2 separate regions of the Homo sapiens genome follow, and region 1 is linked to region 2. Evidence: read pairs that join two places in POLR2A ChIA-PET (ENCODE). Cell type or tissue: PC-3. All regions are shown on one strand. Links, peaks and the distances in the headings refer to the core of each region. The heading gives the core; the rest is flanking DNA.

The links. Peaks named below come from ENCODE experiments on the same cell type or tissue, not always from the same donor. Only the 100,000 strongest peaks of a DNase experiment are listed, where the experiment ranks them.
Region 1: POLR2A ChIA-PET joins it to region 2 with 5 read pairs; 3 of 35 experiments call an interaction of 5 or more read pairs at or near these places.

What each region holds. Positions count from the first base shown.
Region 1 is chr18:69,778,926-69,794,853 of GRCh38, forward strand. All of the region lies in intron 7 of DOK6 (docking protein 6), which reads left to right. LOC107985138 (a long non-coding RNA gene) reads left to right here. Exons shown (of 2, transcript XR_001753491.2): 2 at 2,379-2,553. Among named protein-coding and RNA genes, the nearest start is that of CD226, 160 kb to the right of the region's middle. In PC-3, for the core only: no CTCF peak of the experiment used is centred there; a DNase peak (open chromatin) is centred at 9,436; H3K27ac peaks cover 1,272 bases.
Region 2 is chr18:69,678,344-69,694,271 of GRCh38, forward strand. The region is part of intron 4 of DOK6 (docking protein 6); the gene reads left to right. Among named protein-coding and RNA genes, the nearest start is that of CD226, 260 kb to the right of the region's middle. In PC-3, for the core only: no CTCF peak of the experiment used is centred there; no DNase peak of the experiment used is centred there.

The sequences.
Region 1 (15,928 bases), core at 4,881-12,880, 100 kb after region 2:
GGGATGGAAGGAGCAGAGTGGTTAGAAGAATTTTACCGGCTCACTTCTGCTCTATTTGAATCTTTTACAAAAATCAAGTTATCATTTGTAATTTAGAAAATGATTTTAATATACAAAATACAAAAAAAGCATTAGATGCTTATTGCCATCAAGATAATTTCTAGATTTTTCTTGATATTTACGGTGCTTCATATTCTGACCTCATCTTCGTGCTGTTGAAAGGGCTCTTTCCAGCACTGTCTCCCTCAATAAATCTGTTGCCCAGGACTTAACTGTCCCAAATGGTCATGTACTTTCCCATTTTTACCCTCCTTTTATACCATTGCTTTCACTCAATGCCTTTTTCACAATCCCTACTTGTGATGTGGCTAAACGTACTTAGATGTCCGGATAACAGTGGATTAATTTTACCCTACTGCATATATGTCCCTGCACGCTCACTAGATATCAAAGCAGAGACTATCTCCACCTCCTCCAGTACCTACTGAGCATAGTGCCCTACACAGCTTTATGGCACACACACAGTCTACACACACACACACACACACACACAAACAGTATGTTTCTGGCAAGAAATGTCAGTGTTGTTATGCTTGCTATTTATTAAATTCTTGTAATTATGTTGACTTGTAATAGAAATTGTAAATAGAGAGAATATGTATCCCAAGTTACTACTCTTTTGATTTGTAAGGAAAAAAATAAAAAATATTATGAGTGCTTAAAAGATAATTTAGCTGTAACAATAGGAGAGGTCTCTCTGCCCCGTGTGTGTGTGTGTGTGTGTGTGTGTGTGTGCATGTGTGTGTATTTGTGTGTTCTTAATCTGCCACTGTATCATAGTCCATTCAACTTCATATGCAGGGGACTTGTAATTGGTCTTCTTGACAGAAGATACTATTGATCATGCAACACCTCTGATGCCCTTCAAACCTGGACTTACCCTTTTCTATCCTGTGAATAAATATTTGCCATATTTTTCATGTTTTCACAGTTTCATGAAAAAAATAACTCAAATTCAATCATAGTATCCTATTTATTGTGTTATTACTGGAAAAAGAAAATATTTTATTTAGAATTGTACAAATAACTATAATTATATAAATAATAGAGCATGAAAATATGGTCCTACCTTCACATTTGAGAAAACAAAAATTTCTGAAAATATAATTGTTTAAAATATTCTAAAATACAAAAGAATAAAAGCATTAGATACTCACTGCCATCAAGATAATTTCGGATTTTTCTTCGTATTTTTGGTGCTTCTTATTCTGACCTCATTTTTGTGCTGTTGAAAAGGCTCTTTCCAGCATTGTCACCCTCAGTAAATCTGATGCCCAGGATTTACCTGCCCCAAATAGCCATATATTTTCCTATTTGAAACATTGGCTAGGCACGGTGGCTCATGCCTGTAATCCCAGCACTTTGGGAGGTTGAGGTGGGAAGATCACTTGAGGTCAGGAGTTCAAGACCAGCCTGGCCAACATGGTGAAACCCTGTCTCTACTGAAAATACAAAAATTAGCCGTGCATGGTGATGTGTGCCTGTAGTCCCAGCTACTCTGGATGCTGAGGCAGGAGAGTCACTTGAACCCAGGAGATGGAGGTTGTAGTGAGCAGAGATTGTGCCACTGCACTCCAGCCTGGGCAACAGACCAAGACTCCGTCTCAGAAACCAAACAAACAAAAAGAAACATTGAAACATTGAACATTATGTTTCAGTAATATAGTATATAAAGCTTTCATGGACACAATCTCTCTTTCTATACGGAATACAACATTAAACAATCAATTATCTTCTGCTATGTATGCGAGTATATTCATTATTCAATTGAAACCTTGGTATTGGCAAGTTACAAAACTGAGCTGAGATTTTAAGTGAAAATCATGTGACCATGTTATATGTGTCTGAAGGTACACAGGATGAAGAAAGCTCTGTGTTTCCGTTCTCTTTGTTTTTCAATGGACACCAAGATGTGGATATTTATGGGCTGTCTATGGTAGAGCCATGTGTAGTAGCTATGGGATTTCTTAGTTTAGCCTGTAGATCTCCACCGATTTCTCTGTTCACTGGATGACAGACGGCCATTTGTCAGAAATATTATGGTGCACACTGTGTCTTTGCAATCCCCACAAACAATTTCAGCTACCAAGAGAAAACACTCTGAAAATAGATTCCAAAATTCAACTGCTCATCTGCTTGTCTCCCTTTAAATTTTTCAGAGGAAACTGTCAGAAGACAGTTTTTTCTAGACTTCATCTGCACTCTTAAAGAGGATTTTTTTCTATAGTGCTATAAAAATAAGAAGGTTTTGCCAAAGGAAGAGTGAAGATTGTCTAGTTGGTAAGCCTGACTGATGTTTTCTCCCATGACATTCCTAGATTTCTTGAAGAAAATGCACCCTTGGTTATGTATGGCATCACTCACCATCTGTTCATGGATACTTCTACATGCAAAGTTGTACATGACTTGGAATAAACCAGCTCTAGTTTTATCATCAGTGTTAATTGTAAATACATTATCTGTAATCAGAAATAAATGTTAGTGATACCATGATTTATTTATGACATGACTTACCACCTAAACGTATGAATATGCCAAGTAAGTGAAATTATAGTGGGTAAAGCTTATGAAAAGTACTCTATTACTAACCGTTTCTGCATGGAAATTTGTATATTCTAGGAGTAATTGTCTCAGCTACAGATGGAAAAGCTAGGTTTCAAAGTAGATTTAAAATAGTGTTATGCAGGATTATATAATATTCGTTATTTTAATTAACATTTTCATATATTGAAATCATTTACCATTTTATGCAAATGACATCATTTGGAAGTTTAATTTCTAAAATTGTGAAGTTTTTCCTGTTAAATAAAAATTTATCAGGGTAAAAGTGATCTTTTCATCCAGATGACTACCTTGACTTCATATTTACCTTTGAAAGAAAACTTTGTTATGGTTATAAACAAGTAAAATTATATATTTTCTAGCAAAAGAGAGATTTCATTAAAGAAAAATAATTACTTCTGGAATTGGGCAGTTTATAATTCACATTTGTAATATAGAATTAGCTTAGGGCAACTAAGAAATAAGAATGAAAAATATAGCAGTTCTATTACAGCCCATGGTTAATAAAATAATTACTGTGAAAAAAATGGAAAGATTATAGGAAGATTAGCTATAGAGACTACAGAAAGAGTGGATGTTTTGAAAAGTAAGTTCCTTTTTTTTCTGTCAGTGACCAGAGTTTTTTAAATCCAGAACTAACTGGAAATTTTATGTGTTCTAAGATTTTTTTTTTTTTTTTTTTGAGATGGTGTCTCGCTCTGTCACCCAGGCTGGAGTGCAGCGGCGAGATCTCAGCTCACTGCAAGCTCCACCTCCCAGGTTCACGCCATTCTCCTCCCTCAGCCTCCTGAGTAGCTGGGACTACAGGCACCTGCCACCATGCCCGGCTAATTTTTTATATTTTTAGTAGAGACTGGGTTTCACTGTGTTAGCCAGGATGGTCTCGATCTCCTGACCTCGTGATCCCCCCGCCTCGGCCTCCCAAAGTGCTGGGATTACAGGCGTGAGCCACCGCACTCGGCCGTGTTCTAAGATCTTCTAAAGCTTCATGCATCTTCCTGAAGAAACTATCTTAGAAGTTAGTTCCACAAAGACAATAGAACAAGTTGTGTTTCATTAAACTCTTGCAAGACAGGTGCAGTGGCTCACACCTGTAATCCCAGCACTTTGGGAGGCTGAGGCAGGAGAATCGCTTGAACCCAGGAAGTGGAGGTTGCAGTGAGCTGAGATCGCACCACTGCACTCCAGCCTGGGCAACAGAGCGAGACTCCGTCTCAAAAAATAAAAATTAAAAACTTGCAAGAAAATTCCTATTTTAAAAACATATCAAAACAGGTCACATGTGATTTAAAACACAAGCTTGCTATTCACTCCTACTATCCTCCCTGAAGTGTGACCCATCCTCTTTTTCCCTCTCTGTGGGTTCCAGATTCTCATTTCAGTAGCCAGCATGTGTGTGCCCTGTAGCCCACGAACTTTGGAAGAAATTGACAGCAACTCAATTCCAGGTGTGGCCACACTGGTGAGCTTAGTTGGTATATTTCGTTTGCTTGATCAGAGCCATTGATTCAGGGATAGACATGACCCAGGCAATGAAAGAGACTTGCATCTCAGCCTTTTGTTCAAAAGTACTCTCACCCACCAGGCTTACCTGAGAGAGCAGACAGCTCCTACTGTGGCTGTGGCCAACCTCTTTCCAAAGGAGTGGCCACACGACAGCGAAGCCAACACTAGCACTGTGCATCCAGTACAATAACCATTGCCACACATGGCTGTTGAACACTTGAGATATGATTAGTCCGAATTGAGATATACTATAAGAGAGATACACACACCAGATGTGAAGATTTAGCATGAAATAAATGTATCTCATAATTTTTATATTGATTACATGTTGAACTGATAATATTTTGGATACATTGGGTTAAAAGATGTTACCAAAATTAATTCCACCTCTTCCTTTTTGGATTTTTAATGTAGCTACTAGTAAATTTAACGTTACATTGGTGTTTTATATACTACGTGCATTGGGCAGCATTGTTCTGGTATGATCCAGGTGCTGATGGCATTCTTGAGTGGCCAGATCAACCAATTGTGAGTTCCACATGACCTCTGGATTTTCTAGAGACAATTCAAGATATTTCTTTATTTTCTAAAATCACTTTGGATTTGTATTTTTAATTATTTATAATTAAAAACATCCAAATCAACGCTCTGGTTTTATATTTAAGCACTTGATTTATCTGTACAGTTATTTGAAAAATATGAAGGCCTATACTCAATTTTTCTTTAAAATTCTTATAATTTTCAATGAATATCATTTAATTTTTCAAAAAGTATAAAATTTTAGTGCATTCATGTTTCTAAATTTATATTTAAAATACTAAATGTTCCGCAAGTGATATTTAACGATTTTCTGCCCTTGGCTGGGCGTGGTGGTTTATGCCTGTAATCCCAGCACTTTGGGAGGCAGAGGCGTGTTGATCACTTCAGCCCATGAGTTTCGAACCAACCTGGGTAAACCCCATCTCTACCAAAAAATACAAAAAATTAGCCAAGTGTGGCAGCATGCACCTGTAGTCTCAGCTACTCGGGAAGCTGAGTGGTGGGAGGATCACTTAAGCCCAGTAGAGGCCACAGTGAATTGTCATTATGCCACTGCACTTCAGCCTGGGTGACAGAGCAAGATTCTGCCTCAAAAAAAATAAAATAATAAAAATTTTCCACCCTTTTGTTAATATCATTACCATCATAACGGATTACAAGTTAATTTTTGATATAAAAATGATAAATGTATGTGGGCATAATAATATTTGTATTCTAAAGTAACAATCCCATAATTCTTAGGCAGGAAATATGGACTTATCTTTAATTAAATTGTTAGCCTTGCCCTAGACAAAACATCATGGTTTTATATGGAGTTTTTATATATAAATAAATTATTCTCATAATATTACAGTATCAAAAGAGCACACTTTATTTTATAATTTAATATAAAAATATAAAATGTAATATAAAATATTATGATGCACTTGTAATTTATTATTGCAAGTAAAATTGTGATTAATTTCTTTAAAAATTGCATAAGATTAAGTGAAAATGGCTATCCGTCATCACTTTATGTTGGATTACATTTTATTCCATCCAAAAAAATTCATTAGTTTAATTTAATTCCTAAGATATTCCTAAGCACTTATCAAATATGGCAATGTAGTTATTCCATAGGGAGAAAAAAATCTATTTCCACAAGATAGATAATTCTTGTTTTTATATAAGATTTTCACACTGTGTTTTTCAAAAGTTAATGAGAGATTCATCAGATTTTCCATTTTCTTGGTCATGGATCATTAACCTTATAGAAATGCAGGTAAAATTGACTTTACTATGTTTTTTATCATTATAAATCTCAAAGTCATAGAGACTGTTTGTCACCCATGCTGGTGCTGAAAATGCAGTTCATAACCTGATTCCATAAACACTACGGCAACACTTTAGACTGAGAAGCATAATCTCATGCTATATGCTATAATTAAAGTACACTCAGTGTCCTTTTGATGGGATGGCAAATGACGGTCTGTGATGACTTGCTTTTCCCATTATTGCTGTCATATAGGACACATAATTCAGCAAATGCTTCCATTTCTCAGAACTTTTATGTGTGTAATGACAGCCCAACATCAGCAATGTTCTGTTAATATAGTAAAGAAGATAAGATTGCCTGTTTGGAGCTGGACACTAAACAGATTATTTGGATGATGTCTTACTGAGCATCTTATTCATCAAATCTAGAATTTAATTCTAAGATGTAGGTTTGCAATTACGCATTTGGTTCAGCAAAACATTTTTATATACTGGGTCTTGAAATTCTGTTCGTCCTGTTTTGCCCAGACATCTGTAATTATGTCCTCAAACTATATAACTATGGTGGTCTCCGTTTCAATTCTAATAAAAACCTATGACCCTCGTTCTGCAGCCAAGGCCATGGTGGTTTAACAATAAAAAGGGATATTAACATGAAAAATATCGAAGAGCATCAAGACATTAAATCAAGGCAGGTTTTTTTTCCCCTAAATTGTACCAGTTATTGGGAATCTTCTTTTAGGAATAGATTTTCCATTAGTTCATGGGTATGCAGATCTAGAAACCTCAAGAATTCTTTTTGTTCCGTTGCCAGATTTGAAACTCAGTCACTGCCTTTTTATCTCAATGTGCTTTGTTGCCATATTTCTGATGTTTCTTTCCTCATTCCTGACATTACGTTGTCCATTATATTATTCATTTCTCAGTTGCTTCCTTTCTTATGATTTATGCTATAAGTTACCATAATACTTTGTGGAAAGTCTTGGTATATAGTTATTAAATGTGAATGCTAATCAAATATGATTAAAATGCTCTTCTAGCTCTCTTTGTTAGAAAGGTAATGCTCTCTCAGAGTTAGACCTTCAAATTAAGTCATACGTACTCAGCTAGTCTTAATGCCATTAAAATATCTTCAGGATTATAGAATTGGGGAAGTTATACTAAGTAAAAGACTTTTGCATATTTGGTTTGTTTATCAATTGTGCTTTCCTGTTGTATGCGTTTGATATTTAAAATGCTCTTATGAGGAAGGGGAAAAAACACCTATATTTATTTCTTAATGGTTTCCACATGCTTGAAAAAATAAATCAAAACTTGACATGGAGACCATCTAAAAATTCATTGACTTACGCTTAATATAAAATCTGAGGCCTATATTCTCAGAAAACAACCAAAGCACATGATAATAATCTAGCAAAAAAATCCTATATTTGATTTTTGAAATATGTGTTGATCTTAAAAATTATATTTTGATACAAGCATATTTCATATGTTAGACTGCTTCCCTTTATTTTACAAGTCTGAGCTTTCAATGAATGAGTCACTTGTGGCTTAACCTAATTCCTATTCTGAACATAATCTTTAATATAAAGAGTCAGCCTTATGGAAAAAAGAGATTGATGTAGAGTTGAAATAACGGTAATGTTATATCACAGAAAGTGTTGGGGGAAATTTGAGTGGTGAGATCAATTAATTTTCCTCAGAACTTAAACACAAGAGAATCTTGCACAATGAAGTGTTATTTCCTACTAGTAGCAAGTGTTCATTTTCTGGCTTTGACATACAATGTATAGTTTCAAAAATACTCAGAAGTTAGTGCCTTAGCACAAAGCTTGCAACAGTTGCAAAAGGCACCTAAGGAACATTTTGCACTGTGATCAGTAAAACACTGAGACATGCACAATAATTAAATACAGTAAACTTTGACATTTTGCAGACATTTTGTTATATAAAATTCATACATATGGGTACATTATGTTGAACCACGTGATTCCTAATTTTGTAGGTCAAAAGTGATTAAGTACCAGCAATTTCAGATTGTTTGACCTAATTCAAAAATGCACAGATCCCAAGTGTACAATCTGATGGCCGGGCTTGGTGGCTCACGCCTGTAATCCCAGCACTTTGGGTGGTTGAGGCAGGCAGATCACTTGAGGTCAGGAGTTTGAGACCAGCCTGGCCAACATGGTGAAAACCCATCTCTATCAAAAATACAAAAATTAGCCAGGCGTGGTGGTGCATGCCTGTAAACCCAGCTAGTTGGGAGGCTGAGGCAGGAGAATCGCTTGAACCTGGGAGGCAGAGGTTGCAGTGAACTGAGATCACGCCACTGCATTCCAGGCTGGGCAACAGAGTGAGACTTGGTCTCAAAAAACAAGACAAAACAAAACAAAACTTGATGAATTTTCTCATACTGAAAATATTTTTATAACTAGCATCAAGATCCAATATACTTTTTTTGGTCATAATTATGTGTCTTTGTCAAAATAGGACAATATAACATATTTCCTTTTACAGTGTGTTAACTTTATTTGTAACATACGTATTTAGACAGGTGGCATGTCCATTCAGATTCTCACCTTGGGTCCACCTCTCTGACAGTGGAAGAGAAAATGGAATCAATACATTATAAGGAAGAATCATGAAAGTCATTTTATTTGTTTTTCTTCTGTCAAGGGTCACAGTCTTGTGCTGCCTGTTGTCCAGTGTGTGAAATCAATTGTTTTATATGTTGATACAGTTTTTTTAATTGTTTACAACCAAAAGGGAAAGCCAGCTCATTCCTAGATATTCCATTATGACCAGAAACAGAAATCTAGGGCACGCTGCTAAACAACCTCAAAGTTAAAAGTGGTTCTAGTATGATACAGTACCTGTTTTCAAACTTTTTAGCTAAGACAGATACATGAAGGGAAGGAATATGTGCTTCTCTAGAGCCTGGGAGAAGACCCAAATGAGTTCCGAAAAAGACAAACTATCTTTATTGTCATACTTAAAAGGTTGCAATTAATCTGCTTTCTCCTCCATGCTCTACCTTTAGACTAAATATATATGCACTTTAGACTAAATATATTCAGCCTCGGCAATTAGCTTACTTTTGAGGGTGTCCATACCCAACAGGTGCTACCACTTATAAGTGTATTTCTGCAGAAGTTGCTGAGTCACCAGCAGCTCTAAGATATTATGAAATCCTCCAGTGCCCTTCTGGAGCCACTTGGGGGACAAGGGTTTTAAATGGTAGAGAACTCTTGCGTGGAATCCTCAAGTCTCCAAACATCTGTACTTTGTCTAGAAGTCAACTCCCAAGTGCCTAAAGGATTATTAAATAACCAGGGGTAATCTAGGTCTCTTCTGGATTAAACTCAGTGCCCTAAAGTTCTCCTCACAAAGCAGGATACACACCCAACAAGGTACTAGAACTGGCACGTTACTAGTTGTGTGTGTTAATGTCTTTAGGAATCTAGAAATCTCCTAAGTCATCTTCTCACTCACTTAAACAATTGTGTAGTTCACAAACACGGAGGGATGACTAACTTCCTGAAGAATGCAGCCACAATTTGTAAGCATAAATGGGCTCTTTGTAATGAGAAGAAATTAGAGGGTTCTGTTCCATTTTTATTATGCAGAATGGAAGTTTTCAATGATATGTAACACATAAAAATTAAGGAGTAGGTGGAGATTCCAACATTAAGGTAATGTTAAGCATATGATCTATTTAAACTTGGCACTTAACGAACAGAGAGTAAAGCTATCCAAGGCGTCCTAACTGATCATTTGGAAGACTGGCAAAAGTGTTCGGCATAAAACAATATGCATTAGTGTAATCAGAATGTGTAAATTGTAATCATAATGCCTCTTAAATGTACCCATGTCAGTAACAGAATCGCTGCCAGGTAATGAAGACAGACTACTTGGTGAGAAAGAGCTATCTCATTTACTTTTTATTATGTCCCAATCTGTAAATTAGGAGCACAAAAAATTGGTCCAGCTGCCCTGTGTTTTCACTTTCAGCAACGCTATCTCATGAAATAATGGAAATGTTTTCCCGTAAATAACCAAAGAACAGAAATAATGCAACTCATTAAAATACAATAGTGTATATGACTTCAACTCGTCTTAACAAGGTTGGTATTCCCAATAAACAGTTCCTTAAAACAGAAAATTAGTGGGCATTTATGGAAGTTCTTTAAAGATAAATGATGTTTTGTTATTACTTTTTAAGAAATCCTTTCCAATAATAACCAAGACCATGTATTTGAGTTACAAACATGACCATGATTCAAAGCAACAATTGTGAAAATGATGCTAGTACAATTTTGTCTCCCTAATTCCGAGTTTCTTCTTCCACAGTGATTAGTATTTATTCATAGGCTTAATGGAAATTATTAAATATTTGTTAAATAAAATAATATATGGTATATACGCATATAAAATCTGGCTTTATGAGTAAACTAAATACCTTTTATAGGACCTTTTACTCTTATTTCATTCAGTTTGTTCTTTCCAAACCAAAAATTAATGCTTGCATTATGTTGGTAAATCTCCCTAAATGTTCCCAACTCAACTATAAATAAAGTGGATGACCCATTATATTGGGTCAGGTGTGTGTATGCGTGTGTGTTTGTGTGTGTGTGTAAGTAAAATAAAAAAGAAATTCAACAAATAAAACTAAAATTATCTCTATATTTTATAATACCACAAGAAACTGCTGGTCACTGTACTCCTTTTTATAGTGGGGTGGTAAGCAACTGAGAACCTGAGATTGTTTATGTTCCCAAAGATGACATTAAAAAGAAACTTTTTACAAACATTCTTGGCAGTATTTCTTTTGCCAAAATTTGTATCAATTTATTAACTACATGAAACAGATTAAATATATTAAACCTAGTTTTTTCCAAACCTGTCCATGGCTAACCATTAAGATACCAGCTAGAACTATTTGAATATCATCTTCAGAATAAATTTGTAAACACTTTTTCTTCTTTACTTGATTATCCAGCAAGTTTTCTGCCACTAAGCCCTCCACACAACAGTAAGCACATTAGGGGAGGCTGCAGTGTAAGTCTGTGGTGATATTCCACTATTTCTGAAACACAAAGACACTTTTGATCCCCTATGACTTCACATGCATGTTACTGAAAAGGCATTATTGACTTCCCTTTGTTGCTACAATGGAGTAACAAGATCAAAGTCCTCAGAGTTGAACAAGAGGTACAGACTAAACCCCAAGTCCTCTATTATCTGTGACCAGAGATTTTGTCAAAGGAGAGGATGTCTCTTAATCCATCAGGAGAAGCACCAGGCACCTGTGCAATTTTAAAAATTGCTGTGTTTCACCACGTTTCACTCATAAGTGGGAGTTGAACAATAAGAACACATGGACACAGGGAGGGGAACATCACACACTGGGGCCTGTCGGGGGGTGGGGGGCAAGGGGAGGGATAACATTAGGAGAAATACCTAATGCATGCAGGGCTTAAAACCTATGATGGGTTGTTGGGTGCAGCAAACCACCATGGCACGTGTATACCTTTGTAACAGACCTGCAGGTTCTGCACATGTATCCCAGAACTTAAAGTATAATTTTTAAAAAATTGCTGTGTTTCTGAGAACCACTAAATTATAAAGTCTAGAATGTGTTTATAATTAATTATACAATCTGAAGCATGCGCTAAGTAAGAATTTTTATATTCTTAAAATAGTATATGGACAATATTAAGATCTTGGTTTTCTATATTTAGTAATATGTGCAGTAATGCAGGGTTGCATTGCTATTGGGCTTTTTTCTTTTTAGAAATTTTATTTTATTTTTGTAAGTACATAGGTATATATATTTATGGGATACATGAGCTATTTTGATATGGGCATACAATGCATAACAATCACATCAGGGGAGTATTTATCACCTGAAACATTTATCTTTTCTTCATGTTACAAACAATCCAAATATACTCTTCTAGTTATTTTTAAATGTTCAATAAATTTTTGTTGACTGTGGCCATCCTGTTGTGCTATCAAATACTAGATCTTATTTATTCCATCTAACTATATTTCTGTACCCATTAACCATCCCACCCCTCCCCCACCCTTCCCATCCTCTAGTAACCACCATTCTACTCTCTATCTCCATGAGGTCAATTATTTTAATTTTTAGCTCCCACAACTAAGTAAGATCATGCAAAGCTTGTTTTTCTGTGCCTGGTTTATTTCAGTTTAAATGATGACCTCAAATTCTATCCATGTTGTTACCAATGACAGGATCTCATTCTTTTTTATAGCTGAATATGTCTTTATCCATTTGCCTGTTAATGGATACTTAGGTTGCTTCTAAATCTGGGTTATTGTCAATAGGGCTGCAATAAACATGGAAGTTCAGCTATCTCTTCAATACACTTATTTCTTTTCTTTTGGGAATATACCTAGTGGTGGGATTGCTGGATCATGTGGTAGCTCTACTTTTGGTTCTTTGAGGAACCTCCAAACTATTCCCCATAGTGGTTATACTAACTTACATTCCCACCAACAGTGTGTGAGGATTCCCTTCTCTCCACATTCTCACCAGCATTTGTTATTGCCTGTCCTTTGAATAAAAGCCATTTTAACTGGAGTGGGATGATACCTCAATGTAGTTTTAATCTGCATTTCTCTGATGATCAGTGATGCTGAGCAGCTTTTCATACACCTGTTTGCCATTCGTATGTCTTCTTTCGAGAAATGTCTATCCGGATCTTTTGCCCATTTTAAAATCAGATTACTAGATTTTTTTCTATAGAGTTCTTTGAGCTCCTGATATATTCTGGTTATTATCCCTTATTGGATGGGGAGTTTGCAGATATTTTCTCTCATTCTATGAATTGTCTCTTTACTTTGTTGATTGTTTCCTTTGCTGTAGAAGCTTTTTAACTTGATGTGATCCCATTTGTCCATTTTTGCTTGGGTTGTCTGTGTTTGTGGGGTATTACTCAAGAAATATTTGCCCAGTCCAATGTCCTGGATTGTGTCTCCAATGTTTTCTTTTAATAGTTGCATAGTTTCAGGTCTTAGATTTAAGTCTTTAATCCATTTTCATTTGGTTTTTGTATATGGTGAGAGATAAGGATCTAGTTTCATTCTTCTACCTATAGATACTCGGTTTTCCCAGCACCATTTATTGAAGAGATGGTCATTTCCCTAATGCATGTTCCTGGTGACTTTGTCAAAAATGAATTCACTGTAGATGTATGAATTTATTTATGGGTCCCCTATACTCTCCCATTGGTCTATGTGTCTGTTTTTATGCCATTACCATGCTGTTTTAGTTACTATAGCTCTGCACTATAATGTGAAGTCGAGTAATGTGATTCTTCCAGTTTTGTTCTTTTTGCTCAGGATAGCTTTGGCTATTCTGTATCTTTTGTAGTTTTAATAGAATTGTCTTTTCTGTTTCCGTGAAGAATGTTATCGGTATTTTTGATAGGAATTGCACTGAATCTATAGATTGCTAGGTAATATGGAAATTTTAACAATATGGATTATTCCAATCCATGAACATGGAATATCTTTCCATTTTTTGGTGTCCTCTTCTATTTCTTGCATCGGTGTTTTACGGTTTTTTTTGTAGAGATCTTATCACTACTTGTTTAATTCCTTTTTCAGATTGTTTGCTGCTGACAAATAGAAATGCTACTGCTTTTCATATGTTGATTTTGTATCCTGCAACTTTATTACATTTTAAATCAATTTTAATAGTTTTTTGGTGGAGTCCTTAGTTTTTTCCAAATATTAGATTATATCATCTGCAAACAAGGATAATTTAACTTATTCCTTTTGAATTTGGCTGCTCTTTATTTCTTTCTGTTGTCTGATTGCTCTAACTAGGTGCATTGCTACTGTGACCCAAATTCCAGTATGTAAGAGAATCTCACCCATCAAAAATAAGAACAATAAGTCCTTTGAACCTTGTAATTGCAACATATTACATGCTTTTCCAGGTTTTGCTGTCCTTGATCAATTTGCTAAATCGTCCTTCAGGAGATAATAAAAAGTGATGCAAATTATAGAAAAACAAGAAATAATAGTCTCCATTGAAAATTAGTAATGATCTATTGAAACAAAGACTGACATTGAAAATGAAGAATAACTTAGTGACAAAATGCATTCAAATTTATAGCCAGTCATCTTCTAAGAAATAGATAAATATCCATATTAGAAACAATTATTTGCAGCAGAATTTTACTTTTATTGTATTAAAATCTCCTAGTTTTAATAAATAGTACCAGAGGATCAATAAACTGTATCATTTGTATACTGCTTCACAGCCTGAAAGCTGAGACCAGTAACTCAATAGATTGACTTATAGTTTTCTGGTGAGTTTTCGGACTTTGACCATGATTTTCAGTTTATAGAATTTTTGAAACAGTAACAAAAACAGACATATCCATTTAATTTAGAATAGCATCCACAAATAGTTATCTACAAATACAAGGCACTGTCCTAGGCATATACTGTTTTTACCTATCTCCAAGGAACTTGTGTCCAACTGATGATCCAAACATAAAGAAAGTGTTGGCTAATGGTGAGATCAAGGTGTTGACAGAAAGGCCAGCTAGTTGATTACCGCACCAGAGTTTCATAAAGTGACAATGCTTTAGTTCCACACAACTCCAGTGCCACTTTACATGTGTAATTATGGTTGCATTGACACCTATATCACAATCACAAAATAATGTTTTATTTTAAATACAATCTTTTTTAAAAGGGGAACTTAAGACTCCTAGGGATCTGAGGAAAGGGTTCAATGTAAAAATTTTCTTACTTTTAGGAAACATTGAATTAAATCATATAACTGGAACGTGACAGAGCCAGAATTTAAACCCAAGTTTTCAGAGTTCTTTTCACTACCAGAGAGAAAAGATTTCTTAGAAGAGATAGCACTTTCCCAACATCTTTTGCACATCTAGAGAGAAAGAAATAAGCACTATGGGAAAAACAAATGGTATTTTCATTGTTCCTTGAAAAAAATAACCCTACACCAAGAATTATAGGACAAAAGCCCAATGGGATATTAAAGTAAAAGCCACACTCAACGAAACTGAGGACTCTTTTCTTGTTTTGTTGAGATGCTGTGATATAGACATTAAGTTTAGCCAAATACTCCTCTTCCTATTTATTTTTATTTAACATCCCTGACAGAATTATGAAGCTTCAGATGAATACTCAGAGTGATAAACGACAGACTGCTCTCCCAACACCCTGAATGGAAATTTTTCATTTTGCTCAGTACATTTATGAAATAATCCTGTTATGTGTCTTATGGTGGTCATCACTTGGATCCTGCCTACTTTCCATGTCATTGGGGCCCCATTTTCACGTCTTCCCTCCCAAGCATCCCCAGTACTGTTCAGTTATACATAATTCTATCAAATACTCAAATTCCTTTTAGCTAGCTTTCTACAGAAGTATCTGCCTTTTGCACTGTTCTAGGGTAAGCACCCTGCCAGAGGTCTGCATTGATGTCATTAGCAAAAGGAGAAAGTAATTAAATGGAAAATGAATGCCTATTTTCAATTCCACCAAAATATGTTTTTTTAACCATTATGATTTTTCAGCTATAATATCCATTGTTTCTGTTTCGTTAAATGAGGTAGTACTTTCCCTTAGGAATACTGGCAGTGGGAACATTGACAATGTCTCTTATTTCACAGAATGGGATTTCAGAACAGATATGCCAAGTAAGTTGAGTAAGATTCCACTCCATCACCATACTCATCATATTCTACTTCCAGATAGGATGCAAAGCAGGGGTCCCAATCACCAGGCCAAAGACCAATACTGGTTTATGGCCTGTTAGAAACCAGGCCACAGAGCAGGTGAGCAGCGGGCAAGCTAGTGAAGCTTCATTTGTATTTGCAGCCGCTCCCCATCACTCACATTCCTACCTGAGCTCTACCTCCTGTCAGATCAGCGGCATGAGATTCTCAAAGGAGCATGAAGCATGAACCCTATTGTGAACTGCGCATGCGAGGGA
Region 2 (15,928 bases), core at 3,403-11,402:
GGGTCTCCTGGCTTCTTGTCTGTGGCATTGCCTTTTATCCTAATAACTAATAGGTTAACTTGTTCTTCAGAAGGCTTTTGAATGGCTAGCATCCCTCCAGTTTCTTCTTGGAGACTTATTATAGATTTAGAGTCTATATTAACAGATTTGGCTTATCAGGTTATCGGTAGCTTTTAGGACATTTGGCTAATATTACAAGGAAGAAAGTAATGAGTAAAATCTCAGGGTTTCACAAAACTGAGGTTTTTGTTTCTAATGGTGTTGACTTACTACACTGTTCTCTAGTTTAACAAGCATTTCTAATGTCTCATAACAATTTATGCTGCATGTTCTTGACTAGCAACTCTAAATAACAGAATTGGAGTAATATTATTCAGCCTGTCAATATTCATTGATTGTGAGCTCATTTATAAAAATATGATCACCACCACCAGATGATTGAATAGTGTGAAAATAGAAACTTTTTAGTGTTGCTAAGTTTTGATGATCGGTGTTTTGAAAGGTTGAAGGATATTGAGGAAACTTGACATTATTTATTAAGAAGAAATTCTGGGCCAGGCGTGGTGGCTCACACCTGTAATCCCAGCACTTTAGGAGGCAGTGGTGGGTGGATTGCTTGAGCTCAGAAGTTCAAGACCAGCTTGCACAACATAGTGAAACCCTGTCTCTACAAATTACAAAAATTAGCAGGCTGTGGTGGCATGTGCCTATAGTTCCAGCTACTCGGGAGGCTGAGGTGGGAGGCTCGCTTGAGCCTGGGAGGCAGAGGTTACAGTGAGCCAATATTGGGCCACTGTAGTCCAGCCTGGGTGACAGAGTGAGGCCATATCTCAAAAAAAGAAAAAAGAAAGCAATTCTTGAATTATCTGTGGGTCATAAACTAAATAGCATAGGTAAAAGAGCACATGATAGCACATGATGATTATATTCTCATTATTACTAATAACAATACTGTCAACAGCCATTGCTAGCTCATGGCCCATTGTAGCACTATTTTTTATTTGTTGCTAAAATGAAAAAAGTTTTTTTCTGCTCGTGGATCATGAACATATATAATAAGTTCCAAATATTGCTTCCATTTGAGTTTTTAGAAAGTCACAAAAGTATTTCTGTAGCTCTTTATCTAGCTTCTGGTTTATATTCCAGTTCCTCTCCCACACTCTCTCAAATTTCATCTCTGATTTGTTTTCTGAGAGCAGTGCTAAGCAGAGTCCATAATCATGCTGTTTAAAATGTATGCTCTCCATTCACAGTTTAAGAAAAGGAAACACCTCTTACTGATAAAAATTTGTCAAGTACTACATAAAGCAAATATGAAAAAGTGAATAAATTAAGCTTGTAAATAGAAATACTGTGCCTCTTGTAGCATGGACTGTATGCTTTTTACTTTGAAGATTTGGAGATATATATGGTTTCCATCCAAATGTATAATGTACTTCTTTGGTTTATCATAATTTTATTTCTAATTTGATAATAAGGTCAAAGTAATTTGTCTAGAATATAAAGAGAAATTTTTAATATAGGTTTATTTTAGAATAGGACAAACAGAATAAAGTGCCAAAGCTACATAAAAAGCAGAAGGTGACTTTAAAACACATACACACACACACACAACACACATACACACACAAGTCAAAATAAAGAAAGAAAAAATAATTCCTGTGTATACTTTACAGTGGACCTAAAATTATATCACCAGTGCTATAAATGCTTTTCTTAGATTAATTATGTTTAATAATCCTAACTTCAAACAAAAGGATATATGTGCTTTAAAAATATAGTTAACAAATCTATGAGTAATTTAGCTGGAAAAGGTAATACTGGGTTTATTTAAATGGCCCACAAAGATACATGATATCCTATAAGGAAATTTGCAACTTTAGTACACATGCTGGGAGACAGACACGTACTCACTAAGACTCTTCAATGTTTAGCATTAAAAGAAAATTCCTGGATGGGGAGGATTTCCTGTCCCTGGGAATCTCCCTCCCCTTAAAGGAAGTTCCTTATTTGACTGCCAAGGCCACGGATACAGCCATTGCTCAGGGTTCGTCAAGTCTGCACCCCCCTCTTTAAAGAACTTCCATAACTTTTGATGATATCCCTTTTCTGTGTTCCTCTTGGCCCATTCAGAGCCAGCTAGAACTTTTTAAAATTTGCATCAACACGTTAGGAGAATAATAAAAGGAATAAACATTGAGGCAATATCAAGATTTCAGACTCTATTCTTGCTAGCTCAATAATCTAGTGTGTATACACAGAGACAACTATACACACACAGAGATTGGCACAATTTCTTAGGTGTATACCCCAGTGTTCTCACTTTCTATTCAACAGGCTTCCCCCATACTTATGATAATTCCAATTTAGAATGCTCTCTCAAACAATTACCAGTAGGCTATAAAACCTCATGGTAAAGACTAAGATATCTCATCCGTCAACTTGGACCCTCCCACCCAGTCCTTGGAGTAGGTAGCTATTTCTTAGACAATATACTCACTTATTTTACTTAAATGTGTAGGGAAAGCATTTTAGCTAACTGAAGTCTTTAAAAATAAAATTGACTTTTAAAGCTGTCATTTCACTGACTCTCAATCACTCTTCCAGACTCTTCAAGCATAACACCTTTTAAAATAAAATCATTAACTTACTAATACATGGTTGAAGTCACTAATATATATAGATTGAATAATCTTTTATCAAAGAATTAGCACGATAGATTGTTTATTAAGACATTTTAGTATTAAATTATATAGCTGAATCTTCATCAGGAACATGATTTTATTATTTTGCCAATAATGTGCTTGGATAGTTTGAACTTTTTCTACTAAGAGATATGTGTGCAGAATTACTGTAATTAACTACATTAACATGGTTTGTGGTGATCTTGTAGTATTCTATCAGTATCAAGTCACACCGCTTAGTCTTTACCACAGCAATTTTTTGACATTCAAAAATGCTACTTCTCTTCTTGTGTTTTCCTGCCTCTTCAGACAGCCTGAGACTAGCTAAGAAGAGACATTTATACAAATAATTTTTAAAGGTGAAAGATAATGTGTGTTGCTGAGATAAAAGTGGTTATTGATTAAATCCTTTGCTGTAATCATCTTTATCTACTGCTGTCAGCTTGTTTTCATATCGACCCAGAATCCCACATGGTATGGGGAAAGTTACATGAACACAAGTTCACATGCACATGTGCATAAACAGACACACACACACACACAGAGGAAAATGTGTTCTGATTTCAGATGACACTGCCACAGGAAAGTGCATACTTGGTAGACATTTCAAAGTTTAAATTCTTAAAATTTCCAGGATCTCCAGGTCTTTCAGTAGTATTTAAGATAGCCTATACTGACCATAAAAAATATTAATATATGGCATTACAGTTATTTATAAAGGATTCACAACACATAATAGCAATTGTGGAAAACAAATGTTGCTTATTCATCATGAATAGCAAAAGTGAACGTCGTAACCAAGAAGCAATTCACTTGTAGGAAATTCCTGCAAATGCAGTTGGAAATGGACACAAAGGATAGGTCCAATTTGCTACTGATGCAAGAGATCTCCATCTGGAACAAAAATAATGGAACCTCAGACTGCCATCTGGTTTATTCAGAGTCAGACTGAAGGGTTTGCCTTTCTCTGGGACCCAGTGTCTCTGCTCATGAGTGGGCTACATACATTTCTTCTTTTAGCCTAAAGATCTGTATAACTTGTCTCAGAACCAAAGCAATATGCTAGTGTTGTTTCTAAATTATTACCTGGTTGCTATGGTAAACATGCTTCCTACATTCAACTCAGACACCCTTGAATGTCATTCATTCATTCTGGACTCAAACATTGTGAGGACCTATGATATGTAAGAACTAAACAAGAAATGTAAAATTGAACAAAATGCTTAGAAGCTCACAAAGTAGTAAAGGAGACAAACATAAACAAAGTGCATCAATTCATGTTTTGTAAAATAATGTTGTGTTACCAGTCAACAAAAATCTCAGTAGTACAGACCTATAAGCAGATCTTCGTTGTTCAGGCACAGGTAAAAAGGCTAAAGTTGGGCTGAGTTAGACTGGGTTGTGCTGAGACTGGCTCCAAGCTGCAGACAATGCCAGTGTCTATTTCATCTGTCTCTCAACCTCCTTACACTTGCAACTTCCCAAAGCACACTTCTCAAACAAAAGATAACAGTAATGCATGATAGTATGCCCAGATTTGCAACACAATTTGAGCCTTTGAATATTTCATGTCCACTAACATTCCATTGGCCAAGGCAAGTCCTATTGCCAAGCCCAAAGTCCAGAAGCACAGTACACCCCATCTATGAGGCCACAATAGCAGTTAGAATGTATGACATACGGAAAGGAAGTGAAAAGCTGATATAAAAAATGATACAATCTACCATCTCAGGTATAATAAAAAATATGCCAAAATAAAAACAAAAGGAAAGTACTGTGGTAGAGGTGAGATTAATTCTAATCAAAGTAGCTTACACTTTCCTTTTTATAATTATTTCTTATTCCTCTAAATTAGCTTTCTCAATCAGGCAAGTCTGAAACTCTTGATGTCCATCAATGATTAAAGCCAATATTAGCAGCACCTTACTCATGTGGAAAATAACCAGTTAATGACAAAACAACGGCCACAGTAACAATAGGCCTCTCTCTGTTTTGAGGATTTTCCCCCAATATCTTACTAAGGATCTGGGGTAAACCATATTCACTTATATACATATTCTTTATAACCAAACAAAAGAGTTTTCCAGGGCAATAATTTTATCTATGGGATGACCCTGAACAAAACCAACTTTTGCATCAGGAAAAAAAAAAAAACAAGCACACTCACATCTGAGTTTCTAAAACGCCATTCATATGCTCTAGTCTTGCCCAAAGTGAGTTCCTGGAAATGCTACTCTGACAATAATGACGACCTGCTCTCTGCAGTGAGGGAATCAATCTGTTGAACTTAACACTGTATCACAATTGTGTCCCTTCCAAGAAGATATGTTGAAATCCAAACCCTCCATAACTTAGAATGTGAATTTATTTGGAAATAGTTTCTTTGTAAAGGCAATCAAGTTAAAATGAGGTAATTAGGGTTGGCCATAATCCAATGACATCTAATATGTCACTGTAAAGTGGGAAGGTTTGGACTCAGAGATAGATATGGACAAGTGAAGATGATGTGAAGATGCACAAGAAGATGGCCATGTGGCTGGAGTGATGACACGTCCACAAGCCAAGGAACATCAAGCATTGCCCATTAACACCAGAAGCTAGAAAAAGCAAGAAAGGATTCTTCCGTTGAGCAGCCAGAGAGGGGATGGCCCTGCCAGTACTCTGATTACAAACTTCTAGCCTCCAGAACTATGAGATGATATATTACTGTTATTTTAAGCCAACCAATTGTTGGTACTTTGTTATGATAGCCCTAGGAAACAAATACCAGCCCTGTATGATAGTCACAATATACATTAGTAAAGCTGTTGAGAAGTCCTATAATAATCTGTTTAACTTTGTATAACCCAACATTTCCCAAACTCACGTGACCTAGGTGCCTCCTTCTGCACCTAACATGTATTCATATCCTGTGGGACTTGTGTTCCACGAAACACATATTTACAAATGCTGATATAATCAGCAAAGGTTATTATCTACAGGGAAAGCTGAAAGGCAATGATTATGGAAGCAGCCCCTCTAGAAGAAATAAGATGACACTAATGGATGAAACACAAAGTCTTGAATGGACCGTAGCAATTTTGCCTGCCATTGTGTTGTACCATTTTACTTTTATTATTTGATTTATATAGACACCACCTATAAATTTGAAAAATACAAATTATAACCACCACTTTTCTCACTTGGTCTTCAATACACACTACACCAGAAAAAGGTCAAAGCTATATTTATTTCTCCCTATACTTTGCCACAGATGCTTCAGGAAAGCAAAAGATGTTTTGTAGTGCTTCTCTTCTCACAATGTCAAATCTAAATGATCCATTTGTTCATGTCTAACTGTACTGTTATAAAGGAGATGTATATGTGAAGAAATACCTTGAAGCACCAAAGGACCGATCCTGGTTCTTTTGCCCTGGGAACATGCCCTCTGTACAGTAAGAATAAAGATGCAGATTTTGAAAGTATTCACAGCTATGTAAGGAGAAAAGCTTATGGGGGAGAATACTGAATCCAGAATTACTGCTCCCAGGTATGTGCAACAAGATGAAAAGAGTGGCTTGAAAAGAAGAGTTTTATGGAAAATAAGAAATAGATCCCTTCCTTGCCTTTCCTCTTTTCATGGGAGGTCAAGTGGGTAGTGACACGTGCTTATATCATCCTGTATAAATTGGAGGTTTCTTCAAAAGAAGACTAGAATGTGATTTTCCCTGTTGGGTTTAACGAAAGGCATAGGACAAGTAGCAGACAATGTTATTGGAAGCCAGAGAGATTTAAGAAAGTAAAGAGCCTCAATTTTCTCAAAACTGAGTGTGGCATGGAGAGGGTGCTCAACTTTTCCTTAGTTACAGGCTGGACCCCAGATATTATCTGGAAGCAGAAACTGACATGGCACAGGAAAGCAGGGACAAGGAACTTTATTGGCATACAGGCGCATACAAATGAGATAAGATGACCCCTTTTCCTCTGCCAGCTCCTGTGACTAAATCACTTCTGCCAGCTTTCAATTCAGCCTAGAGGAAAAGGCAAGGGTGCTCAGGGATTGAACTTTGAATAACAACAACAAAAAAATGGGTTAAGTGAGTCCTCATTTGACAGAAAATTAACGCAATTTAACACAAAAAGAAACAATATAATCTTTCTAAATTCAATATATAATATTGGGATTTCATTTTTTGGTATACGTAAGTTTCGATTATCCATTTTTTTTTCCTGCTGTACTAAAACAAAATATTGTATGAAGCTGGAAAGTCAAATACGTAGCCTGTCAGAAAAAAGTTGACAAAGTTAGTATGTCATCAAGTTCTATTCTAGTTTTTACATGCTATGGGGCCTTGGTCAGATTAGTGAAATTCTCTTAATCTCTGCTTCCTACTCTGCACATTGAGGATAATGATAGTCCTTATTTCAGAGGATTGTTGTGAGGACTAAATAAGATATGACTTGGAAAACAGGCAGTACAATGCCTGGCAGGAAAGTCAGTTTCTCTGGGATGTGCGTGAACATCTCCATCACATTCACATTGGGTGCACATTAAACAAGGGAATTCTGGGCTCACCCACACCTACAAAGTAAATATCTGGAGGTGGAGCCTAGACATTTCTATTTTAACAATTCTAGTGATGCTCATATATACATTAAAGCTTGAAATTTGGGGGTAATGTACTGTCAATTATAATTGGCTTAAAAAAAATCTACCATTGATTTTAGGAATTTGCCCATTGCTTGAAAAGTTTCAAAATTACTGGCAAAAATTTCATCAGAGTATCTTTGCGTTATAATTTTAACATCTTTTTGTAGTACGGTGGCAACCTTTGCATTCATTCCTTTTGGTCATGTGTGGCTTCTTTTCTTAGTCGGCATCACTAGACACGTGCCTATGTGTTAAACCTCTTTTCTGTATTTTGTGGGCTGAATTTTGTTTCACGCAAAATGTATATGTTGAAGTCCTAACCCCTGGTACCTCAGAATGTGATAGTACTTGTAGGTAGTACCTTTAAAGAGGTAACTGAGGCAGAGGTGAGCCCTAATCCAATATGACTGGTGTCCTTGTAAGAAGAGGAAATTTGAACACAGGCAGAGACAGAGGGAAAACCATATAAAGATATAGGAAGAAAATGGCCCAGTACAAGCTGAAGAGAGAGGCCTCAGAAAAAAATCAACCCTGCTGGCACGCTGATCTTGGACTTCCAGCCTCCAGAACAGGGAGAAAATAATTATCTTTCTTTAAGCCACCCAGTCTGTGGTACTTTGTTATAACAGCCCTGGCAAACTTTGTATATATATTTTTTAATTTTATTAATATTTGCTCTCATTCACTATTACTAATAATTCAGTTGCTCTACAGTTTTGGGCTTAATTGCTGGTTATTTTTCAAATTTCTTGAGATAGATATTTCAATAACTAATTTGTAACTTTTCACTTTAATATATTCTATAAAGCTCCACATTTTTCTTTGAGCATGGATTAAGACCTTAATAGCAACAATATTATTCCCAAATCCCAGATGCTACTACAATAAATATTAAATCTGAGGGGGGATCTAGGGGAGGAAGAAATGCCCTAAATTTCCCATCTGCTGTAATGGAAACATCAAAATAGTATCTTATAGCTCTGGAAAATAAAGCAATATATCATTTATACCTCAAAGTTCACTGGATGAAGATAATTAAAATATAAAAAAGGAAACAGGAACCACATATAATAAAACAAGATAATATAAGACACTAGCTTTAATAACAAATCTGAATAAATTATTTTTATTTAAACATAGTTTTTCTTAGATTGAGTTAAAATAATCTAATTTCATATCATTCAGTGGTTTCAAATTACACAGTCATACTCAAGGAGAAACAGAAAATCCAAAAAGCCCTATAATCATTTAAAAAAATAATATGTTATTATGCAACTTCCAATACATAAACTTTAGTTCCAAATAGTTGTTAAGTTATATCAGACACTTAAATAAGAAATAATACTAATGCTATGCAAAACTATTCAGAAAAAACAGAGGAGGAAATATCATTTCACAACTCATTTTATGAGGTCACTATAACCCAGATACTTGAAACCAGACCAAGTTTATACAAGTAAAGGAAATTTCAGACAAATATCTTTCATGAATCTAAGCCTAAAATTACTTTTAAAATATTAAGAAATTGAATCCAATATTATACAAAAAAGATAATACACCCTGACCAATGTTGGCGTAGCCCAATAATGCAAAGAATCCCAGAAATCCATCAAAATATTTCCTTATGTTAATCCATGAAGGGTGAAAAATTATGTGATTATTATAATTCATCTGTAAAAAGCATTTGATAAAATTCAAAATTCATTTATGAAATCAACTCTCAAAAACCTAGGAATAGAGGCCAGGCATGACGGTGGCTCACACCTGTGATCTCAGCATTTTGGGAGGCTGAGGCAGGTGCATAATTTTAAGTCAGGAGTTCGAGACCAGCCTGGCCAATATGGTGAAACCCCATCTTTACTAACAACACAAAAATTAGCCAGGTGTGGTGGCGGGCGCCTGAAGTCCCAGCTACTCAGGAGGCTGAGGCAGGAGAATTGCTTGAGCCCAAGAGGCAGAGGTTGCAGCGAGCCACAATCACGCCACTGCACTGCAGCCTGGGTGAAAGCTAGATTCTTTCTCAAACACACACCCACAAAACCTAGGACTAAAATGAGACACTAACAGACTGAAGAACATCATTGGAAAGCCCTCAGTAAACATCATTCTTGAGAGTAAAGTACTCAATGTTTTTCTCCTAAGGTTGGGAAAAAGGCAAAGATATCTTTCTCATTACTTCTAATCAAACTTTTTACTGAAAGTCTTTATGTAATATGACAAGAAAATAAACTAAAATTATAAAAAATGATAAAGAAGTATAATCTAGATTGTGTACTCGGAAAACCCTAAAATTCTACCAGAAAGTAACTATAGCTAACAAGTGAATTCAATGATGTTGCAGGATAACAAGTTGGTATTCAAATTTTTAAATATATACTTCTATTTCATATAATGCAATTAATATTATAAAATTAAATATTAAAATACCTTTTATAAACCCATGAAAAACCATCACATACTGAGGGATAAACTAGCAAAGGATACACCAAGCCCCCACACTGGAAACTAAATGTTTCTGAGAGAAGTTTTAAAAGATCTAGGTAAATGAAATGATAAACCACTTTTATGATTGGAACACTCAATATCATTAAGATATCAGTCTTCAGAGATTGATCTGTAAATCCAACATAATCCCAGTAAACCAGACATGTTTCTTTCTAGAACTTGACAAGTCAATTTTAGATGAATTTAGAAGGCAAAAGACCAACACGAGCCAAATAATCTTGAAAAGGAAAAGCCAAGTTGAAACCGGTGTCTTTCCTAATTATAGCACTTATTATAAGTGATAACAATTAGGACAAAGGCTACAGAGATCCAGGGAACAGAACAGACAGAAGAAATAGACACACACATATGTAGACAAATAGGTTGTTGCTGCTGTTTGAGTCAGAGTCTCGCTCTATTGCCCAGGCTGGAGTGCAGTGGTGCAATCTCGGCTCACTGCAACCTCCGCCTCCTGGGTTCAAGTGATTCTCTTGCCTCAGTCTCCCGAGCAGCTGGGATTGCAGGCACCCCCCATCACACCCGGCTATTTTTGTATTTTTAGTAGAGATGGGGTTTCGCCATGTTGGCCAGGCTGGTCTCGAACTCTTGACCTCAAATGATCCACCCACCTCAACCTCCCAAAGCAAGGACAATACTCCTTTTCATAAGCTTATTAGCCATTTTAATGAGAATAGTAAAACATCTGAAAATAAGTTATTCTAGAATGACTGGATATCTGTGTGAAATGATGAACCTGAACCCCTATGCACACCACAGTTAAACATCAATTTAAGATGGATGCAACTTAGAGATATATAAAGATTTCTTATATAAAACGCTGGAAACACAAACTATAAAAAGAAATGTTGAACTTCATCAAAACTCAAACTATTGCTCATCAAGAAAGTGCCATCAAAAAATTAAAAATAAAAAGGGAAGTGACAGATGGAATCAAGTCATGATGTGCGGGTATCAGTCCACAAGAACCTTGTAGAGAATAAGCAAAACTAACCTAAGAGTGTTAGAAATCAGATCAGTGGTGGTTCTGAGGGCCTGGACAACTGAAAAGTGGTGTAAGATAACTCTCTGTGGGGACAGAAGCATTACATGTCTTGCTGTGCCTTTGTCAAAACTAACAGAACATTATACGTAAGATATGAACATTCCATTATATTTCACAATATAGTTCACTCTTTCAAGAATGAAGGACTTATTACAAAAGTTAAAGAAAATTGTTTTCTAAATAATGTAAACAAAACCAATGAAAATCTGAGATGAAGTATTTGTCATAAACATCTAAAGAAAAGTTTCCAATATACAGAATTCTCACAATCAGGAAAACAAACAGTAGATGTAATTTTTGATAAATCTGGCAAAAGACACTTATAATGACTCGCTCTATATGTATTTTGAATATTTATTGGTAAGGGATTTCTGGAAAGCAATTTGGCAATGTGTGATTCTTATAAGAGTTTATAGTATTTGCTCCAGTGATTCAGATTTTAGTACTCAATGTAAGTTTATAATCAAAGATATTAAAAATTATCTAAAATTTATATAGGAGAATATAGTACAGTAAACTCTATGAACCAATATAAAAGGACTGAATTATTCAGCAAATTGAGCTAAAAATTGGTTATTTTATTGCATCTTAATTTACATTAGATTAAAATTGGCTTACTTTTAATATTCGTTAAACAGATAATTTAAATAAATTATAGCACAGCTATATAGTGTAATATTATGCATTTCTTAAAAATTGTAGCACCTTAAAATATTTAATAGTGTCTGAAAATGCTTGTAAGTGGAATATATAGGTTAAATACTTTCAGTATAATAATTGTGTGTGAATATTTTTGTATATTATGATACAGTATAACAGAAATCTCTAAGGTTTAACAGTTAAATTTTTAATTTTTAAAAATAATTTTCCATATTTGCTGCCATGAACATGCTTTACTTGGAAATGCAGATAAAATCCATGCAATAGTCAATTTTTGTAAAGCAAAAAAGAAATTTCTGGGGAATTTTAAAAAGATACTGTGGAATTTTTTTTTTTTAAGTACTGCTGATTGTTCAAGAAATGTAAGCATTCCAATTCACAGTGATCTTCGACACTGAGCAGATGGCACCTAGCAACTAAATCTATTGCTATTTACACATAATAATAAAATAAATTTTGATGAGTTTTAGTTCTGTGGTGGAGATGGAGTCACAATTTCTGAAGAGTTCTACAAATTTTGACAAGCATAAATCATGTTTTGTTTATTCGTGGTTTAATTGTATTATACAGATCTAAGGATGGGTCTAAATGTGTAAACATCCGCTTTTTCAGTGTGGTTTCAGCTTCTAAAGCTGCTAGAATTGAAGAGTGACCACTGCAATAATCGTCTATTATAGAAATTTTGGAGATAAGATTATAAAGAACAGAATGATCTTGAAATGTCTCATCTTCTGTGTAATATCTGGCTCTATTTAGTTCCTTTAGCATTTCAAGTAACTATTAAGAAAAAAACAAAGCAGACTGTTTAAACAATGGGATGAATCTAGATTCCAAATTCATATGAAACTCAATAATAAATCCCAAGCATTAGTCCAGTTTTTCTAATACCAGATTCTTGAGGACTTACTCATCAACACTTAATATTAGACTAATGTCTCTGGTCTTTTGCCTAAATACCATTTAGTAGTTTTGGATTCTTACTAAAATTTCATGTTTTAATTGGTATGTAAAAAGTGTTAAAGAATATAGAATTGGGCTGGGCATGGTGGCTCACACCTGTAATCCCAGCACTTTGGGAGGCCGAGACAGGAAGATCATCTGAGGCCAGGAGTTCAAGACCAGCCTGTCCAACATGGAGAAACTCACCCTGTCTCTACTAAAAATTCAAACATTAGCTGGGCATAGTGACAGGTGACTGTAATCCCAGCTACTCTGGAGTCTGAGGGAGGAGAATCACTGCCTCAGGAGGCGGAGGTTGCAGTGAGCCAAGATCGTACCATTGCACTCCAGCCCGGGCGACAAGAGCGAAACTCTGTCTCAAAATAAATAAATAAATAAATAAATAAATAAATAAATAAATAAATAAAAATATAGAATTGGACTTTCTTGTTGTCTCTGTATTGTGGCCACAGAGCTGTGGATAGTGGGTGAAAAGAACCAAGAAGTGTTAAGAGAGACATAAAGATAATTCATTGAAAGTCTTTTATAGGAGAAGGGCAGAAAGGAGAGAATATTCACCCCTCTCAAGCCCCATGAAAGAGGAAGGGCAAGAGAACTACTTGTAGAATTTGGGTTGTTTGTCAGGAGGACAGACTGGCTTCTCACCTCACCCATGCTGGTAGAACTGTAGAATCAAGTAGTGCTACCCAAGCTGGTACCTGGGCAGTGTTCAAGAGAGTTTGGGGAAGAACCTGAGTTTGGGGAAGTAGTGGTTTCAGTTTTCACCATGGTGAACCTGAGGTTAGGATGCAAGATGGGTCTGAAGCTGTTTGTGATAGCCAAACAAGGAGAATGGATCAGCAACTGGACAAGATACACTGCCACATTCAGTGGGACAAGTGCACACTTTATAGTTAGCTGAGCTTGATTCATCTTGAAAACACCCACACCAGGACAACTCTTGCCTGTGAGAAGGAGCTCCAGCTGAAAGATGATAAAGGTGGAATGCAGAAAATAGAAGCTAAGGGTAATAGGCTCCATGTCTAATCAAGGCACCTCCCCTTCAGGGAGCAGGGGAGATATCTGAGGTGTTGGGATGGTTTTTCTGAGGTGTTGGGATGGTTCTTAGGAACATACCATATGCCTCAAAGAGAGCGGTAGCATTTGAATACATCTTGTCATTAAGAATTCAAAAGTAAAGAAGAATTTTCAATAGTAACTATTTAGAAGGAATTTACCCCCTTTTCTTTTCATTATTCTTACCCTGGAAAAGTCAAAAGCAAAAGAAAGTGGGGCGGTGGGGAGTCACCGTGGAAAGACGGTGATGGAACAAGCAGGAAAGAGCATATTCTATCTTTCTCATTCTCATTGCTGGACTCTCAGTAATGGACTTGACCTGAAAGAAGAGGAGAAACTTCCATTTATTTGAGACTTTAAAATTATCAATTACACCAGTCATCTCATCTGAGACATAAAGTTGACAATATCCTTATGGGCAATAGTGAATTAAACACTAATCTCTGCCTGAGATACCGCCAGGGGCAAGAAGTGGAAATTTCATAGTTGTGTGAGAGCAGGGTTGGAAGAAAAACCATTTTCCTAAATTACATCCTACTAAATCTGGGTCTTTTAATGAATTAGCTACAGTAACAGATTTAACCTAAACAATGTCTTCCATAAATACTGGGGTTTTTATCACGTGATATTTTGAAACAAATTTGAAGCCTCCTGCCATCAGAGAATCTCAGTTAAATCTTTAAAGTTATTTTGACCAGTTGATTGTATATAGAAGTGAGTCTTAACTTTATGGAATCACTCGTTAATAAAAACAATGAAGTGAAATTCTCCTATTTAGAGTTGACATTTGCCATTTATGCTCAGATAGGCCCAGGCCATCCAAGTTTTGCCTGTGACTCTAGTTATGTACATTTATGGGAAAAACAATAGATGGATATAAACTACAGCAGAATGAAAAAATATGTAAACAAATTATCCAATACTTACAGCTATTTTAAATCATTATATAACCAGTTTACAGCTACTGTATACATTTATGTAAGTATTAATTTTATTTATGTTAACTTAATAATGCCTAGATATTTTAATTAATAAATTTTAACAAATATTTAAGCCTCATGAGGGATAAAGGTTCAATTTTACACAAGGAATTGTTTACAGCCTAAATCATTATGTCACCAATGATCTAAATCAAGAATGCCTTTCCTTTTGTACAGTTTCTTCTTTTGAGCCATTTTTGGCTTTTAAGAGGAAGACAAGCTAAAAGTATAAGGAGTTCACATGTACTTACTTAGCTGAAGATATTGTTAGATTTAACTCCTATCTGTGGAAAACCTAATGAGTTAATATTTATACATCTCTTGGTTTCTGAATATTTAGGTATAATACTTTGTTCCATGTTCCATTGTTTTCTTTTGACCCAACCTTCAAACCCATGACTTCTGAAGCAGAGGAAGAAATAGAATACAGTGGAAAAAAGTCTTCTTTGAAGAAAAAAAAAAAAAAAAAAAGAATCTATTGGCTTCCAGTAGACATTTTTCAAATTTCTTCTAACTAACATACAAAAATGCATTTTATGTGTATGCAGTCACAATGCACTGAATGTTCACCATGTGCTAGATGCACACTTATTTAATACATAAATTCCAAAAGCCTCTTTTTATATATATATTTCTACTTAGTATAAGGGAAATTTAGCTGAACAGACGTCTGTTTTCCTGTACGGTTCTCCATTAAACATAGTTTTCCATCTGTATTCTTACAAAAGGGAAATTATCAAGGGGTTGTTTGAAGGACTTCTCACCCGTTTGTTTTCTGTGTGTTACTTCTTGTCAGAAATCCCCATCTCTGATCCTTTGCTTCTCCAGGCAACTGCGAGATCCACTTACCTCCACCTGCCAGTCTCAGACTCACAGCTATACTTGGATTTGTTCCTGCATAAAATAGATCTATTTAGGCCGGGCGCGGTGGTTCACGCCTGTAATCCCAGCAATTTAGGAGGCAGAGGCGGGCGGATCATGAGGTCAGGAGATCGAGACCATCCTGGCTAACACAGTGAAACCCCGCCTCTACTAAAAATACAAAAAAATTAGCCGGGCGTGGTGGCGGGCGCCTGTAGTCCCAGCTACTCGGGAGGCTGAGGCAGGAGAATGGCGTGAACCCGGGAGGCGGAGCTTGCAGCGAGCCGAGATCCCGCCACCGCACTCCAGCCTGGGCGACAGAGCGAGACTCCGTGTCAAAAAAAAAAAAAAAAAAAAAAAAAAAAAAAATTGATCTATTTAAAAACTCACTGGCTGACAGGGAAGATTTCAGTTCTTCTCGGCACTGATGACCCATTCAGTCCCCTCTCGTTCCACCTGGAGCCTTGCTGCCCCTTTTCCCTGAGTACAGTCACCCTGTCTTGCCAGACCTTGATCTATTCAATTCGTCTAAGCCTTGTTTTGTAGCCCT